Linked DNA regions of Homo sapiens: region 1 is linked to region 2. A link is an interaction called in ENCODE POLR2A ChIA-PET data of the cell type or tissue named here. Cell type or tissue: MCF 10A. All regions are shown on one strand. Region 1 has its middle 5.0 kb from the start of PDE6A. Region 2 overlaps PDE6A (phosphodiesterase 6A).

Region 1 (5,000 bases), 54 kb before region 2:
TATAAAATAAGTATCATTGTTTCCCACAATTTGCAAATGAGAACATGAAGACCAGAGAGTACATAATGTGCCTAGTGTCAAAATTATAAATTGTGGGAAAAGGATTTAAACTCAGCTCTCTCTGATTCCAATGCCTAAGCATACCTTCCTGCCTGTTGCCTTTCTTTTTTTGTTTTTTAGACAAGGTCTTGCTGTGTTGCCAAGGCTGGCCTCAACCTCAACTCCTGGGCCCCAGAAATCCTCCCATCTCAGCCTCCTAAGTAGCTGGGATTACAGACATGCCATATCATGCCCAGCCTAGCTGTTGCCTTTCTGTGACTATTGCCAAACAGCATGTTTTTGGGACCTAATTTTACCTGACTTTTCAGGATTGCTCAAAGTTCCCAACTCTTTTTGAGTATAGATTCCTTTCATAATCTGGCTTTAAAAAAAGGACGTAAGGTTATAATGCACATAAGGACGAACTTTTTCATGGCTCATCTGCAGATCCAGATTAGATCCTTAAGGTAAAACAAAGAGAACTTCAAAGATTAGCCAAGCTTCAGGGATACAGACCCAATGGGTCCCATGTAGCCAAATAAAATCACTAAATCAACAGGCGGCCAGACAATGTGGAATTGACATCAACTCTAGATCAAGGGTAAGCACAAATGAGATGTGGGAGTGTGCTAAGGTAAGTATAGAATGAGGGTGGAGACCGAAAAGGCTGTTCTGGCAGTTCTAAGGGCTGGTTCACAAGGGAGACTGTCTTCCCTTCTGTGGCTTCCCGGAGGAGGTAGGGTTTGGCAAGCCAGGAGCAGAAAGGCTTCCATTAGGAAATGAAGGCTAAGTTGACATTTAACTCCAGTGAAATGTCCAGAACGGGGACACTTAGTGCCTCTGGGATGTCCTACAGAGGCTCAAGGACACACAAATCACACAAGCTTGCACCATTCTTTCTCATGCCCCCTCTCCTGGTCAGCCAGCGTAGCTTCCACATTCTACTTCTTGCTTCTAACCCGCTCATTTCTCTCCATTCTTTTGCCTCCTATCTTGGGCCAGGTCCTCATTACTCCAGGAATATTGCAACAGCCTCCTTATTGACTTGCTAGCCCCAGATTCATCTTCTTATATAAATATTGATATTTGATTCCTCTTTGCCATGTTCTCTGCTCTCATACCTTCAATGACAGGGAGGTCACTACCTATGAGGTAATTCAGTTAGTCTTTGGTAGTGGCAATAACTAGTAATGATTGATTACCTATGATTAAATTGAACAGTATGAAATTGTCATTTGTGCAGAATAAAAATAATCATTGGCAGTTTTATATGGTTTAACCTAATACTCACCAGGTGCATAGCTTTGCATTATATTTACTATATTATCTCATTTAATCTCCAAACAACCATGTCAAATAATTCTAATTTTACAGACAAGCAAAGTGAGGCCCAGGAGAAATTAAATAATTTACACAGTTAGCAAATAACAGGCCCCAGGTCTAACTCTCAAGCTCTACCTCTTAAGCACTCTGGGTACTGTCTTCTTAAAACAACCTGTACATCTCATCTGCTGGCTTGTCCTGCTCTCTGGAGCCTTCCTGAACAAACTGGCACCCTCCCTCACCCCCAACAGCCTTTCAGAGCTTCCTCACAATTGAATACCCCCAGTTCCTTCACCATGGCTATTTGCAAGAGTGATGAATGGCCTGTGGAGACCTTTATACCCCACACTAGAATTTGTGGTGGCCGATCATATGCTGACCAGCCTGTTCACATTCTAGTAGGTCCTGAATTTCAGAGTGCTATTTTTTCCAAAAAGGGACCTTGCAAAACATCTCTCCTTGATCCATTTGATTCCTTACTTGGTCCTGTTTCTTTTCTTTATTCCCTCTTCTTTACCTCCAAATTTGCAGTCTTTTTTTTTTTTTTTTTTTTTTTTTTTTTTTTTTTTTGAGATGGCATCTGGCTCTGTCGCCCAGGCTGGAGTGCAGCGGCTCGATCTCGGCTCACTGCAGCCTCTGCCTCCAGGGTTCAAGCAATTCTCCCATCTCAGCCTCCCGAGTAGCTGGGATTATAGGCGCACGCCATCTTGCCTGGCTAATTTTTGCAATTTTAATAGAGACCGGGTTTCGCCATGTTGGCCAGGCTGGGCTCCAACTCCTGACCTCAAGTGATCCACCTGCCCCACCCACCCAAAGTGCTGGGATTACAGGTATGAGCCACCGTGCCTGGCCCAACTTGCAATCTTAAAATCACCTGTGGAACCAGCAGTTCTGCTTCTGGATATATACCCAAGAGACATGAAAACATATGTCCACACAAAGACTTGTACAAGAATGTTCATAATAGCCAAAAAGTGGAAACAACCCAAATGTCCATCAACTGATGAATGGCTAAACAAAACAGGGTATATCTATGCAATGCAACATTATTCAGCCATAAAAAGGAATGATACTTTTCATTCAAAAAGGAATGATACATTTCAGCACAGCATGGTGAAAAAAAGGAATAAAATACTGATACATGCTGCAACATGTATGAACCTTGAAAACATTATGCTAAGTGAAATAAATCACACAAAAAGCTACATATTGTATAAATCCATTTATATGAATGTCCAGAATAGGCAAACCCATAGAGAGAGAAACTGGATTAGAGCTTACCAGGGGATAGTGGGAGAAGTAAGGTTGGACTGATTGCTAATAGGTATGACGTTTCTTGTGGGGTTGACGGGAATTTTCTGGAATTAGTGGTGATGGCTGTACAACACAGCAAATACGATGGCCTCCCTCATTCAAAGCCCACCTGGAGTCACAGAACTGGGAGTATTAAAGATAAATTATTCAACTCCTTTGTTTTGTTGATAGGGAAATCAAAGCCTTGAGAGAGGATGGGACTTTCTCAAAGTTACAAAATGAGTCGTTGGCATTGCTGGACCTAAAATCTCGTATTCCTCTTTCTAGTAGTACATGCACTTTTCTAAACTAGATTACACAAGACATCTCCCCAAACTCTACTGGTAGCCCCTATTGCCAATAAAAGAAGCTTCAGATTACCAGTTTCTTCCCTGACGTCTGAAATCAGGTCCATTTCATAAGTTAGTGTTAGGCGTTAGGTGACTCACTCCAAATACCAACTTATTTGTACCTACCTAGCAATTAGACTGAAGTTTTTCAACAGCCTTGCCTTCCTCATTCTGGCATGTTGAAAAATGAGATAAAAGTAGATTTTTTGGCAAACTGTTGCTTCTATTTCTCACCAGAACTTGGTGGTTCTGGTGGACATGCTACGGAAAAGGACATGTGCTGAGCTCTTTGGGAAATCTCTTTTTAAAGACAGGGTCTCATTCGCTCAAGCTGGAATGCAGTGGCATGATCATAACTCACTGCAGCCTAAAACTCCTGGCTTCAAGTGATCCTCCAGCCTTAGCTTCCTGAGTAGTTGGAATTACAGGTATGAGCCATCATGCCTGGCTCTAGGAGACATTTTAAAATGGGCCAAGTTTTACTTCTATAGTTCAAGGAGTTTGTCCTTGATGAAAGTACAGGTGTGCAGAAATAACACAACCTGAAATGTAGAAACTCCCCTTAGAATGGAAGGAAACCAATAGTTTGGGAGTTGTGAGTAGAAAAAGAGTTTAGTTGGTACATCAAAGAAGAATCAACAGAAGTAATGACATTCGGACAGGGTGGTAAGGGACAGGTGGAGGGCACAGCAAGAATGAAGAGGCAAAACCGAAAAAGAATGAAAACATTAGGGTGAAGCTTGGAATATGTGTAGAGAAATTGTGGAAAACAAAATAAGAAGTGTTGGGGACAAATTCTAGAGAGCTATTAATGCCAGGATTAAGAAAAAGTGTTTAATTTACTAGGCAACAGGATGTTGTTGAGGGGTGGGTTAAGGGTTAGGGACAGACACTGTCATTCACACTGGTAAAGCCTTGGAGACAAAATTTGGCATTATTTATCAAACTCCTTAGACAGCTGCACACTCTTTGGACCTGGAATTTCACTTCTAGGTATTTTCTACTAAGAAATATAAGGATGTTCATTACAACATTGTTTCTAATATTAGGAAATTAGAAACAACCTAAATATCTAACTATGGGATAATGGTTCTCAACTGGGGCGATTTGGAAATTTCTGGAGATATTTTTGGTTGTTACAACTTGAGGTGGGTGTTATTGGTATCTAGCGGTAGAAATTAGAGTAAACATCCTGCAACGTACAGGACAGCCTCCCACAACAAAGAATTACTGGACCCAAAATGCTGATAGTGTCAAGGTTGAGAAACCTGGCTGTGGACGGTAGTACTGTGGTGTTCTGGTACCTCCATACAGTGAAATGCTTTGCAATCATTAAAATGAATGGGACAGGCTGGGCATAGTGGCTCATGCATGTAATTCCAGCACTTTGGGAGGCTGAGGCGTGTGGACCACTTCAGTCCAGGAGTTCAAGACCAGCTTGGGCAACATAGTGAGACCCCTAGCTCTATGAAAAATACAAAAATTAGCTGAGCATGGTAGTGCACACCTTCAGTCCCAGCTACTCAGGAGGCTGAGGTGGGAGGATCGCTTACGTCCCCGAGGTGGAGGTTGCAGTGAACCGAGATCACGCCACTGCATTCTAGCCTGGCTGACAGAGTGAGATCCTGTCAAAAAAAAAAAAAAAAGGAAATACCTTTGAAAGGTTTTCATGATATAGAGTTCATAGCCCTGCCACCCTGAATGTGTCTGATGTCTCCTGATCTTGGTAGCTAAGCAGGATTGACCTGTTATTATTCGAGAGGAGACCACTAGCTGGCCTCCAACTTCTGGGCTCAAGTAATCCTCCCGCCTCAGCCTCTTGAATAGTATAGGTATAGCCCAACTCACTTGGATCTTCTAATTCAATTAAATCCTGACATTTTCTACCTGGAGATAGCCTCAGATCCCATAGGTTGAGAGCTCAGTCCCACAAGACTGTTCCCCTGTGCCTCGCCTTTGGGCCTGCAGAACTTCTGACCAGCCAGTTTCAAGTTG
Region 2 (5,000 bases):
TTCTGTATGTTAGTGCTTTATGTACAGTGTGGTCACATCCATTCCTTTATCTTAGCCTTATAAGAACTCCGCAAGGTGGGCAGCACACAGCTTATCAAACCCATTTTATAGCTGAGAAAACAGAGGCCTAGAGACTCTTGCTATGAGTTTTAGAGTCAAGATTAAACTTAGGTGTTCTGTCTCTGATTCCTCCTTTCTTTCTTTTTCAGTCTTTGACTCAATTTCTGGGCTGGTCTGTCTTAAATCCTGACACCTATGAGTCAATGAATAAACTTGAAAATAGGAAGGATATTTTCCAGGACATAGTAAAATATCATGTGAAGTGTGACAATGAAGAAATTCAGAAAATCTTGGTGTGTAATGTTCTTTACTTGTTTCTACTCTAATACAGACTGCGTCTCAGAGATGTGGCCAGATTAAGGCAAAACTTGCAACTCCATGAGGGCACAGCCTGGGCATGGGTTTGTGCACTGTTGTGTTCCTTCCTGCCTAGCACAGGGATGCAGCAGCCCTCAACATTTAATGAATGAATGAATGAATGAGTGCATGAGCAGATGAGTGCCTGAGAGTGGTACATAACGACTGCACTGTGTGGCCTGGGGACAGCTATTGCTTGCAGAAACACCTCATTCTTGGGGTCAGATGTTGGCTTGACAGCTCTAGAAACTCCATTTTTCACAGTGCTCAGGGATGACTTGCTACTGGAGACAGAGTCAACCAGCCATAGCCCCTACTCTGAGAGGAAGCTTTATCTGGAAGACCAGTAGACAATTATCAGTTTCTCAGAGCCTCCCTCCTGTGGGGTCAGCTCACTTAAAAGACCCTATTAAGTTGGGTGCAGTGGCTTACACCTATAATCTCAGCACTTTGGGAGGCCAAGGTGGTCAGATCGCTTGAGCCCAGGAGTTTGAGACCAGCCTGGGCAACACAGCGAGACCCTGTCTCTACCAAAAAAAACCCCACAAAAATTAGTCAGGCATGGTGGCGTGTGCCTGTAGTCCCAGCTACTCGGGAGGCTGAGGTGGGAGGATCACCTGAGCCCATGGAGGTCAAAGGCTGCAGTGAGCCGTGATTGCCACACCATGCTTCAGCCTGGCTGACAGAGTGAGACCAGAAAAAAAGAAAAAATAAAGACAGGCTAATGTTTTTAGAGGGCATTTCTTAAGCTGGGAAGATACCACAACAAATTTGATCATTTCATTCCAATAACTGTTAAATTCAGAAGAGAAAACATCCCGTTTAAATAAATTGCCTCATGGTTTGCTTGACTCAGTCCACAGTTTCAGCCAAAGAATGGGTATGTGCAACCTATCGGGGCACAGCCTCGGTGAACCAGTTACAAGTTAACAAATTTTGCTCTGGGTCAAGAAATCAGGAGCAAGTAACTGGGTCCAGTTCCCCCTCCTCTGGCACATGGGGACACAGGCCCAGAGAGAGAAGGAACTTGCCTCAAGTTACACAGTAAATGAGAGGAAGAACTAGGACTATGTCCAAGGCCTCCTTACTCCCAGTCAGTAATAGTAACAATGAAACTATCAACAACAACATTAATTTATGTTAGTGCTTACTATGCGCCAAGCACTGTGCTAAGTGCTTTATATGGATTATTTAATTTTACATATGTTACTTGAGAATGACTTTTCACAATTAAATTTTAATTCACCAGTTAAGTATGTTTATTATCCTCAACTTACAGATGAGGAAACTGAAGATCAGAAGCATTAATAACACGGCTAGTAAGTGGTAGAGCTTGAATTTGAATGCAGGTCTCTATGGCTCTAAAGCCCAGGACCTTGTGCATCAATGGATGTTAAATGGAATCCTCTTTGAGCTGGTGGTTCTGTTGCAAGGACTTTGGAGGAAGGAGATAAATGGGAATGGAAACGCGGAGGCATGTTGTAACCTATTTTTTTTCCCCTGCCATTTTGGGTCCTGGCAGAAAACCAGAGAGGTGTATGGGAAGGAGCCATGGGAGTGTGAGGAAGAGGAGCTGGCTGAGATCCTGGTGAGCTGAACCGGGGCAGCACGAGCCCCGATGTATAACAAGTGCAAAGTGCTCCTGAGCATGCAGGGGTTTCTCCTTGCAAAGCATGTTCCCCATCACTCTGTTCTGATCCTTCCAGCAGACCCAGGATGGGGACAGGGCTGGACAGGAGGTGGGCACCCAGAAACACTTCATGTTTCCTAATCACCTGACTCTATTCCTTATACAGCAAGCGGAGCTGCCAGATGCAGATAAATACGAAATTAATAAATTTCACTTCAGTGACTTACCCCTAACAGAACTGGAGCTGGTAAAATGTGGAATACAGATGTATTATGAGCTCAAAGTGGTGGATAAATTTCACATTCCACAAGAGGTGAGGTCAAAACAAATATATATGATTTCCCTTTTTAATTTTCTTTCTTGCTTGCTTTAAAAAAAAGACTCAATCTGTAAACTACCTTAAAAAGAGTTTACTCTCAGTATTTAGGATTTAAAGAATTAGTCATGTTGCACAGATGAGTCATTTATAAGAAAAGAGACACGCTGTTCCTCTGTGTCCTGTGAAGTGTGATGTTTTGGGTGCGTTGGTTTCTTGCAGTGGGTTCTGAGGTACTAAGCCCTGAAGGCTGGGAATAGATATGCTGCAAAAAATGGGTCCTATAGTTAAATGAGGGCAGAAAATGTGGGCTAAACCCATTTAAACAGGGCTCATTCCCTGCAGGATTCCTTACTAAGGTTTGCTGTGAGTCTAGGGTCATGGGGGACGGCAGAGAAGGTATGTGTGGGAGGCAGTGGGATATGATATGCAGAATTGCCTGAACTTGTTTGATTTTGATTAAAGCAGTGGTTCTCAAAGTGTTACCCCAGACCACATCCACACCACCTAAGAACTTATCAGAAATTCACATTCTTCTTTTTCTCTCTCTCTCTCTCCTCTTTCTCTCTCTCTCTCACACACACAGACACACACACACACACACTCCCAGCTCTGATAAATCAGAAACTGTTTTAACAAGTCCTCCAAGTGAGTCTCATGCACACGCAAGTTTGAGAACCACTGGATAAAAGAGTCCTTTTGTTTTTGTTTTTTTTTTCCCTGTAGAGCCCTTGTTAGCTTCTCCAAGGATAGTTGCTCTCCAGGGCACAGTTCGGGAATTACTGATGAAGCTCAGTCAGAGGAATGATGCATGCTCACCTCGTTTCCTAACAACAACAACAACATCTTCTTAGTATTTAGCATTTAGTATTTGCAAAGCACTTTCGCAGCATGATTGCATCTAGTACAAGCTCTCACCTCCTGGTCCAATGATGGGGTTAGAGTACCTCAAACCTCAAAAGAGAGGGCCATGGGCCATGCCTTCTTCATATTTTTGTTATTCCAACCCTCATGAGACCATTTCAGGTGTGTCCTGCCTCACTGATGTGCATGTGTTCACAGGCCCTGGTGCGGTTCATGTACTCCCTGAGTAAGGGCTACCGCAAGATCACCTACCACAACTGGCGGCACGGCTTCAACGTGGGGCAGACCATGTTCTCCCTGCTGGTGGTATGGCGGGGCCGGTGGGGCTGGTAGGGTGGGCTTGCATCACACTAGACAATCTCATGCAGACTCTACATGGTAGCAACAGCGTTGTTCTTCTTTCTTTATTTATTGTCTTTTAAGAGTTATGTGAAAGCAGTACGGGCTTAGTGTAAAAGGATTCCAAGAATAGAGATGCATATAAAATAAAAAGTGAAAGAAAGCTGCAAGCTACCCCCAACCTCAGTCAGGTTATTTGGGGGTAACCATGTCACAAGTATAAAAGTAGTTCAACAGGGCCGCCTGTAATCCCAACACTTTGGGATGCCGAGGCGGGTGGATCACGAGGTCAGGAGTTCAAGACCAGCCTGGCCAAGATGGTGAAACCCCATCTCTACTAAAAATACAAAAATTAGCTGGGCGTGGTGGCGGGCACCTGTAATCCCAGCTACTTGGGAGGCTGAGGCAGAGAATTCCTTGAACCCGGGAGGCAGAGGTTGCAGTGAGCCAAGATCGCGCCACTGCACTCCAGCCTGGTGACAGAGTGAGACTCTGTCTCAAAAAAAAAAAAAAAAAAAAATTCAACAGTTCAATTGGTCATGGTTATAGTCTTTGCTTGGGGGCATAATGACAATTAGGAACATATTTCATTTTTAAATGGCCTGTTATAAAGAGGTATCCATTTCTGTAGTTAGCCTGGCAATGCAAGTCATAGTAATGTGGAAATCCACTTAAAATAAATAAATAAAGATTAGAAAACCTTGAAATAGAAAAGTTTGCCATTCACCATTCGAGATGCCTCCAAACCACCTGTTAGCTGCTCCCATAAACACATCATGTGTTCTTTTCCCCAGAGAAATTTTCTGAAATTTCCTTAAATTGTGGCAGTGTCTAGAGAAACAGCAGTATCAGCCACCTTTAAATTAAGCTTCCTGTAGTACTAAAATCAGAGAAAAGATAAGTGCAACATTCAGTTTTGTTCAGCCTCATACACAAGCCCCAACAAGGACAAAAAGGAGGTCTAAAGCTGCATCATGTTCCATTAGGTGTTTCCATGAATCTTCTCATCCACTTTTTAGAGAGTTGCTTCTACCTGTCTGAACACTGGGAGGCCTGATTGACTATAAAATCCAAGATTTCCCTCTAATGTATAATCAGCTTTAAATTCCCTATAACTGGTACCCCTCTACCAGCAAGAGTGAGCCCCCAGGAGCCCCATTGGAAACTTTCCTCAGTAGACACTAACTTATATTCATCTATTTTGAGGTCATTAGTAATTCTGGTTATTGATTGCTTTGGCCTCTGATTGTGGGAGTTATTATGGGAACTTTCAGGGGCAAGCTATCTGGGAGCATGAGTGAGCCTGGCCAAATAACAAGTTCTGAACCATCAGGGAGACAGAACAGAGTAAGCAAACCCAATATAAGCCCTTGGGACTGGAAAAGAGGCCAGCTAGTGATGCATGAACAGAGTTCAGTTAAGTCTGTCCACTCA

What was found. ChIA-PET counts read pairs that join two places held together with the same protein. Peaks named below come from ENCODE experiments on the same cell type or tissue, not always from the same donor. Only the 100,000 strongest peaks of a DNase experiment are listed, where the experiment ranks them.
Region 1: POLR2A ChIA-PET joins it to region 2 with 8 read pairs; 8 of 35 experiments call an interaction of 5 or more read pairs at or near these places.

The regions. Positions count from the first base shown.
Region 1 is chr5:149,947,264-149,952,263 of GRCh38, reverse strand. No RefSeq gene overlaps it. Among named protein-coding and RNA genes, the nearest start is that of PDE6A, 5.0 kb to the right of the region's middle. In MCF 10A, no CTCF peak of the experiment used is centred here; a DNase peak (open chromatin) is centred at 3,053.
Region 2 is chr5:149,893,716-149,898,715 of GRCh38, reverse strand. PDE6A (phosphodiesterase 6A) reads left to right here. Exons shown (of 22, transcript NM_000440.3): 10 at 210-353; 11 at 1,940-2,005; 12 at 2,214-2,360; 13 at 3,426-3,533. Among named protein-coding and RNA genes, the nearest start is that of PDE6A, 49 kb to the left of the region's middle. In MCF 10A, no CTCF peak of the experiment used is centred here; DNase peaks (open chromatin) are centred at 1,925 and 2,545.